2 separate regions of the Homo sapiens genome follow, and region 1 is linked to region 2. Evidence: chromatin contacts called from ENCODE Hi-C data. All regions are on one chromosome and are shown on one strand. The core of a region is the stretch at or near the end of the contact, and the rest is flanking DNA. Distances in the headings are between cores, read along the strand shown. Region 1 holds the start of VCP (valosin containing protein). Region 2 holds the start of ENHO (energy homeostasis associated).

Region 1 (3,432 bases), core at 156-2,655, 550 kb before region 2:
TTAGGAATGTGACCATTCCTATATAATTCCTGGACTGGTGAGATTGGTGGTAGGCCTGTGAAATTTGCCCTAGTTACTACCATTCTCGTTTTGGAGGAAACAATCTCTGCCACCACCAAGTCATTGACTTTGCTCGAGGCACCTTTTTTCCTGTTTCTCCTTTTCTGTTGTCGAGTAAAATTTCATATTTATCTCGTCTGCCTACTACATATACTTGCGTGGGAAGGCTTGTGACCGTCTAGTTGAGTGCTAGTTGTCTATGATGCCCTTTCCTGACATCGTCTACCTTATGAACTTGAAGTCTGGGTATGAGGAAAGGGCTACAGGAATCCTCACTTTGGAGGCAGTGGCTTTAGTCCTTCACATTGCCTGAATGCAGAGCCCCAAAGCCCAGGACAGTGACAATGAGTGGAGTTGGGTCTGAAGGGTGGTCTAGATAGGCCTCTCAGGACAAGGGCAGGTACCTGTTACTTAGAGACAGGCAGGTTTCTCTCAGAGTAACTCTTCACTCCCTTCCTAATTCCAAATTCTAGAAATTCGACTCGTCTTAGTCAAATGTGTCTGTGTGGGTACAGGGTGAAAGGTGAATTGAGTCAGCATATCACCAACAGCTGCCTGTTGACTACTAACAGGGACCCCTGTTATTTGGGGCCCAAGGATTTTCAAGTCCCAGCATATGCAGTTTTCTTGCTAATTTGGGTTCTACTGAATTGGCTGTGTGTTCTGTGGTTGCCCTTTGACTTCTCTGGATTTGAGTGCCTTATTATAAGGTATTAATATTAATGACGGGAGGAAGAAAGGCACAAGCGCTGAGAAACTGCAAAGGCTGTGGGATTGGGGTTACCAGAGGGTGCAGTGACAATGGGGTAGGAGTGGGGTGCTAGTCAGAAAGTTCAGAGTAGGGGTGGTTGGAGGCAGCGTTGAGAAGGAGCAAGAAGTGTCAGGGTGGTGATGGCGTCTTAGAAGATCTCCAGGTTTTGGGAGAAGATGGGTGTATGGGTTACCACAATAGGACTAGACTAATACAAGGGTTCAGTCTATTGTGCCACGTTCTTCCAGGAGGATAAACTCCGGAGCCAATGAACTGGAGCCAAGTGGGAGAGTCCGCCTCTAAGGGATTAAAGGGTCTCCTTTCACTAATCGATCTCGCCCTATTCCTTTCGTTGATTGGCTGAGAATTCCAATCCGTCGAGGAAGCGTAGCGTTGCGGCCAATTGACGTGGCGTTACTAGGCGTGTCGCATCACTGAGGCGGGAGCCAGGCCGCAAGCGAATTTCCTGATTGGCTGTGATCTGCGGGTTGCTGGGGAGAGGCGCGGAGAGGCGGGCGAGAGTCCGCAGGGCAGGCGCTGATTGGCTGAGGTGGGAGCAGCTTCCCTTCCGATGATTCGGCTCTTCTCGGCTCAGTCTCAGCGAAGCGTCTGCGACCGTCGTTTGAGTCGTCGCTGCCGCTGCCGCTGCCACTGCCACTGCCACCTCGCGGATCAGGAGCCAGCGTTGTTCGCCCGACGCCTCGCTGCCGGTGGGAGGAAGCGAGAGGGAAGCCGCTTGCGGGTTTGTCGCCGCTGCTCGCCCACCGCCTGGAAGAGCCGAGCCCCGGCCCAGTCGGTCGCTTGCCACCGCTCGTAGCCGTTACCCGCGGGCCGCCACAGCCGCCGGCCGGGAGAGGCGCGCGCCATGGCTTCTGGAGCCGAGTGAGTGTGCGCGCGCCGTTCGCTTGCTGCGGCGGCGCGCACCGGGACCAGCCGCGCAGGGTAGGCCCGGCGGGGCCTGGCCGTGGGCGCGTCAGAGAGGTGGAGACCAGGAAAGAGGGAAGGGAAGCTAGGGGGCGAGTGAGGGGCCGTGGACCCGGCAGGCCCGGCTGGGGCCAGCTGCGCACCCGCGCGCCCCCTAGGCGGGGCTTGCGTTGGGTCCGGGTCGGAGCCTGGGCCGGATCGTGCTGTGTCATGCAGGCCCCGGCCCGCCCGATTGGCTCCCTTAGAACGGACGTCTGGGCCTGGCCAGGTCTTCCGGCCCACTCCGCCGGCGCGGCGCCCCGGGGCTTTGGGGCGCCAGTCTGCCGTCCGGCCTACCACCCGCCGAAAGCCTTTGGTCCCCGGAGAGAGCAGGCCCCGCGAGCCCGAGGCCCCAGCCGGGCCCGGTGGGCGTGGACTTTGCGCCATGTGAAGGCCTCAGGAGCTCTGCCACCGAGGCGGAGCCCGGGGTCGGGGAAGGCCCGCCGAGCTCAGGGAAGCTCACAGCCGCCTTTTTGGAGCCGGGTCGGCGGGGCCGGAGGTGGGCATCCTCTGTGTGTGACCTGAGTCGTGAAGGACTGTTAGGGAGAGGGCGAGCCCTACCTTTCGCTTCTGGTCTTCTTACTTTAGGCCTGTTGTTCATACTAGAAAGTTTGAGCCAGTTTTCCTTAATGTTATGACTCGTGGGTGGGGAGAAAGGAATTTTTCTTTAACATTTTAGGTTCTTGCTAAAGTTGGAATCTCAGTTCGTGTTTTGTGCGCCTTTCCAGATTTCCAGGTTTCGTGGTGTGCAGTTTAGAGTTGCACTAACTCTTCAAAAACACAAACGTGCGCGCACTCCTTTCCCCAACCAGCTATATTGAGAAATTACCCGGGCTCTGGGGCTTTCTGACCCCACCTCCATCCTTAGGAAAGCGTTAGATAAAACTTGGCTACCTCAGCCCATTCAATTTAGAATAGAGAGCTTTTAGAGGCAAAAAAAAAAAAAAAAAAAAAAAAAAAAACACAGCCAGCCCAAGGAAACTCTATGCAAATTACCTTCCTTCCTTGAAGAGATTAGTTTTTTGAGGTGTGTTCCTTTTTCTCAAGTTTCTGAATTCGGATAAAGTATTACTCAGTTGCTTATTTAAAAGAGTCACTTATTCTGAAAGTATTCTTTTGGTTTATATGCAGTCAGCCTCTTATTTTCAAAAGTAAAAATCTAAAATTCTTGGAACCTGGCATCATCAGCTGTTTCTAACCTCTTGGTCACCTTGATGACTCTTAGCTGAAACCCTTCCAAGTCCCGTGGAGTCCCCTGTGCAGTTCTGGAAAGGGATTGACTTATACAGAAGACAATGGAGGATTGCCCCAAAGAGTGTCCAGAACTGCTGTTGGCCCATGGTCAGGCCAAATTCAGTCTTTTAGAGATTACCACATCTGATCTCAGTAGGTAGATGGGGAATTAGAGGCTTTACCTTAAGAAAAGGGCATACCACTCATCTCCAGAGCCAGAGTCCGGGATGGTAGGCAGAATGGAGGTTTTCCTAGGATACAGCTTTGAGATTAAAATACAAACTATTGACCGGGCACAGTGGCTCAGGCCTGTAATCCCAGCATTTTGGGAGGCCGAGGCAGGCAGATCACTTGAGGTCAGGAGTTTGAGACCAGCCCGGGCAACATGGAGAAACCCCATCTCTATTAAAATGCAAAAAGTAGCC
Region 2 (3,509 bases), core at 112-2,611:
GGGGGAAGGGGCCTCTTAGTCACATGGTCCTGGGGGTTGTGTCAGCTGGCATTTGCTGAGATGTGATCGATCTGCTATAAATTAGTGAATAACAACCCTGAGAGGTAGCATTACAACCATTTTACAGATGAGGAAGCTGAGGCTAAGAGAGATTTAGTAACTTGCTCAAGATCACAAAGTTAGTAAGTGAACCAGGAATCAATACTGCCCCGATTACAGTAGGCACTTAGTTATATGAGTCTAGGATTCCAGAGAGAAGTTAAGGCTAGACTTGGGAGCACTGGGAGTCTTCATGATATAGCTTCAGGGATGTGATCCTCCAAGGAGAGCATGTAGAGCGGGATGAGAAGACGGCCGGATCAGAATAGGTGACAATCACTGGCCTGTGAAGGTCGGGGAGGACAAGGTCTACCTCACTGCTCCTGTCCAAGCTATCTTCTTCTTAGGGGAGCTTTTAGGATGGCAAGGCAGGATTTCCACCACGCCTGCACCTATTCCAGCCAGGGCAGAACCATCGCTCAGGACACTCCATTTCTGTCCCAGACTCCCCAACAGCCTGGCAGCAAGCCTGCGACCAACACTGGGTAGGAACTCAGTAAATGTGTCCAAAGAACCTGTGTTGCCAGAGATTTTCACACCTCTTAGGGCCAGGGAACCTGGGGCCCTCTAAAGTGGGAATGCAGAGTCCACACCCAGGTGGCAGAGGGAAGTGCGGGACTGCACTATAGGCGGTTCCCTAGGTGAGGAGATTCAGTCTCCTGCCAGGTGTGGGGACGCGGGGCCTTCCTCCGGATGACTTACTTAAGAGACCTCTCCCAGATACAGAGGGGTGGTTTCCTCACATGTGGAAATGCAGAGGCCTTGGCCTTTCTCGGATGTGGGGTGTACAACCCTTCCAGGTGTAGAAGGTGCAAGAAATCCCTACCAGAGGTTAGGCCTTGCCCCCACCCCATCCCCTCTCCCGGGAAGGATCCAGGGCCAGCTACTCCTTCGGCCCTCCTCCCGCCCCGCGCCGGCACGAGAGGCGGGCTGGTCCCCACCTCAGCGCACCACCAATGGTGCGGGAACCGGGGTTCGGCCAGCCAATTGAGTGGCGGCAGCGGCGCTGGGATGGCTCCGCCCCCGGGCCGCAGGCCGCCGGCCTCCCAGGAGGCGAGGCTCTTCGCTGTTTTTGCTGGCCGCCGAGCCCGGCCGAGCCCAGCCGAACGTAGCCGAGCCCAGCCGAGCCCAACCGAACGCAGCCGAGCCCAGCCGAACACCGCGCAGCTCCCGCCGCCGCCGCCCGAGCGCTGCCGAGCGAGCGAGCGCCGCGGCCGCGGAGGAGGTGCGGCCCCAAGGGGAGGAGGTGCCCGCTCACCGCAGACCGCCCGCGGCAGAGGCCGCCCCGGTCGCGCCGCGGCGGGAGCGGCCGGTGGAGGCTGCGCGGCCGAGGGGGAGGGCCGGGGGAGCGGACGTCGCCTCTGCTGGTCTCCCACCTCCCGCCGCCCCCCGCCCGCAGGCTCCCAAGCCTTAGTCGGCGCCGAGCATCCCGCTGCCCCGGACCCTCCCGCGGGCGCGCACCAGGCTCAACTCAGGTAAGAAGGGCCTCCCGCCACGGGCACGGGGGCCAAGAACACGCGACCCGAAGATGGAGATAAAGAGACAGAGACACACTGCCGCGGAGAGAGACGAACACAAAGACAGAGACACAGGAACCACCGAAAAGACCCCACGGAGAAGGGGATAGGGACACGTCCATGGGAACAGAGGGGGATACAGCCTGGAAGAGAGAGAGAGACACAGAGACTGATGCAGAGATACACAGAGACACACTGGTAGAGAAATGAGACATAGAGGAGACATACTCAGAGATGGGGACACACGGAGAGGCAGCCACACACACAGAGGTGGGTGTGCAGAGGCACAGGCACACATCCAACGGAGGGACAGTGAGACACCAGACACACACACACACCTGACCCAGAGAGGCAGCCCCACATAGAGGCACACAGCCCTGGACGCACAGAGCCTGCACATGCCTGCCAGGGCCTCCACAAAGTTCCCTCTGTGCAAGCTGGCGCCTCTGGAGGTCTCCTGGTCGGGCTGGCTGGAGTCCTGGGAGAGAGGAGGCGCCCAGGCCACACCAGAGCTGCTTACAACCCCCATCCTTTTGGGCTGGGGGCTTCCTGGATCCCACCCACCAACAGAGGGCTTTTGAGGGCTGCAAGCTTGGTGGGCAGGACCAGGGCATGCCCACCAGGTCTAAGGAGAATGAGATGACGGCTGCCTACTGCAGCTTCCCCACGGTGGCTACACACTCATTCAGGTGGCCAGAACCAAGCCTGTGGATGGGGGTGATGGCTCTGTGGGGTATTCGAGCCTGTTGGGACCCAAGGTCTTTCACCAGGGAGGCCAGAAATGTGGGAGGGAGGCTCTCTTCCCTACCTCTCTCCTCCTAGGCCTCACCCCACCCTTCCTCCTCACCACCCTCTCCTTTACTGTATACCCCCAACAGGCTCAGGACTGCAGGTAGACATCTCCACTGCCCAGGAATCACTGAGCGTGCAGACAGCACAGCCTCCTCTGAAGGCCGGCCATACCAGAGTCCTGCCTCGGCATGGGCCTCACCATTGAGGCAGCTCCACTGTCTGTGCTGGTCTGAGGGTGCTGCCTGTCATGGGGGCAGCCATCTCCCAGGGGGCCCTCATCGCCATCGTCTGCAACGGTCTCGTGGGCTTCTTGCTGCTGCTGCTCTGGGTCATCCTCTGCTGGGCCTGCCATTCTCGCTCTGCCGACGTTGACTCTCTCTCTGAATCCAGTCCCAACTCCAGCCCTGGCCCCTGTCCTGAGAAGGCCCCACCACCCCAGAAGCCCAGCCATGAAGGCAGCTACCTGCTGCAGCCCTGAAGGCCCCTGGCCTAGCCTGGAGCCCAGGACCTAAGTCCACCTCACCTAGAGCCTGGAATTAGGATCCCAGAGTTCAGCCAGCCTGGGGTCCAGAACTCAAGAGTCCGCCTGCTTGGAGCTGGACCCAGCGGCCCAGAGTCTAGCCAGCTTGGCTCCAATAGGAGCTCAGTGGCCCTAAGGAGATGGGCCTGGGGTGGGGGCTTATGAGTTGGTGCTAGAGCCAGGGCCATCTGGACTATGCTCCATCCCAAGGGCCAAGGGTCAGGGGCCGGGTCCACTCTTTCCCTAGGCTGAGCACCTCTAGGCCCTCTAGGCTGGGGAAGCAAACTGGAACCCATGGCAATAATAGGAGGGTGTCCAGGCTGGGCCCCTCCCCTGGTCCTCCCAGTGTTTGCTGGATAATAAATGGAACTATGGCTCTACCCTGAGGTTTTCTTCTCTTCCTGAGGGCCCTGTGGTAGCACAATTAAAGGTGTGGGGTGGGTTTCTACACAGGTTTATTTGTGCAAAGTTAGAGGGGTAATGGTGGTTGAAGACCAAGTCCTGGGGTAAGGTGCTGGGACCTTAAGGAACAGAACAAGAAGGGAAGATGCTGGGACCTGATCAGGAGTGGGGTCACATGC

The links. Hi-C counts contacts between places; a loop is a spot of excess contacts on that map. Pooled maps may share reads with other maps.
Region 1: a loop to region 2 is called in a map of CD4-positive, alpha-beta T cell, with 4 times the contacts of the local background. The contact joins the promoter of VCP here to the promoter of ENHO in region 2. A Hi-C loop is called at or near these places in 2 of 168 maps with a recorded cell type or tissue (CD4-positive, alpha-beta T cell and naive thymus-derived CD4-positive, alpha-beta T cell) and 5 of 50 pooled maps.

The regions. Positions count from the first base shown.
Region 1 is chr9:35,070,598-35,074,029 of GRCh38, reverse strand. VCP (valosin containing protein) reads left to right here and starts at 1,405. Exons shown (of 17, transcript NM_007126.5): 1 at 1,405-1,693. The coding sequence starts at 1,677. FANCG (FA complementation group G) reads left to right here. Exons shown (of 14, transcript NM_004629.2): 14 at 1-191. RefSeq lists enhancers at 838-887, 908-1,047, 1,248-1,297 and a silencer at 1,698-2,327.
Region 2 is chr9:34,520,842-34,524,350 of GRCh38, reverse strand. ENHO (energy homeostasis associated) reads left to right here and starts at 1,361. Exons shown (of 2, transcript NM_198573.3): 1 at 1,361-1,574; 2 at 2,495-3,308. The coding sequence starts at 2,656. The coding sequence ends at 2,886. DNAI1 (dynein axonemal intermediate chain 1) reads right to left here. Exons shown (of 20, transcript NM_012144.4): 20 at 3,367-3,509. RefSeq lists silencers at 936-1,305, 1,326-1,435 and an enhancer at 2,065-2,617.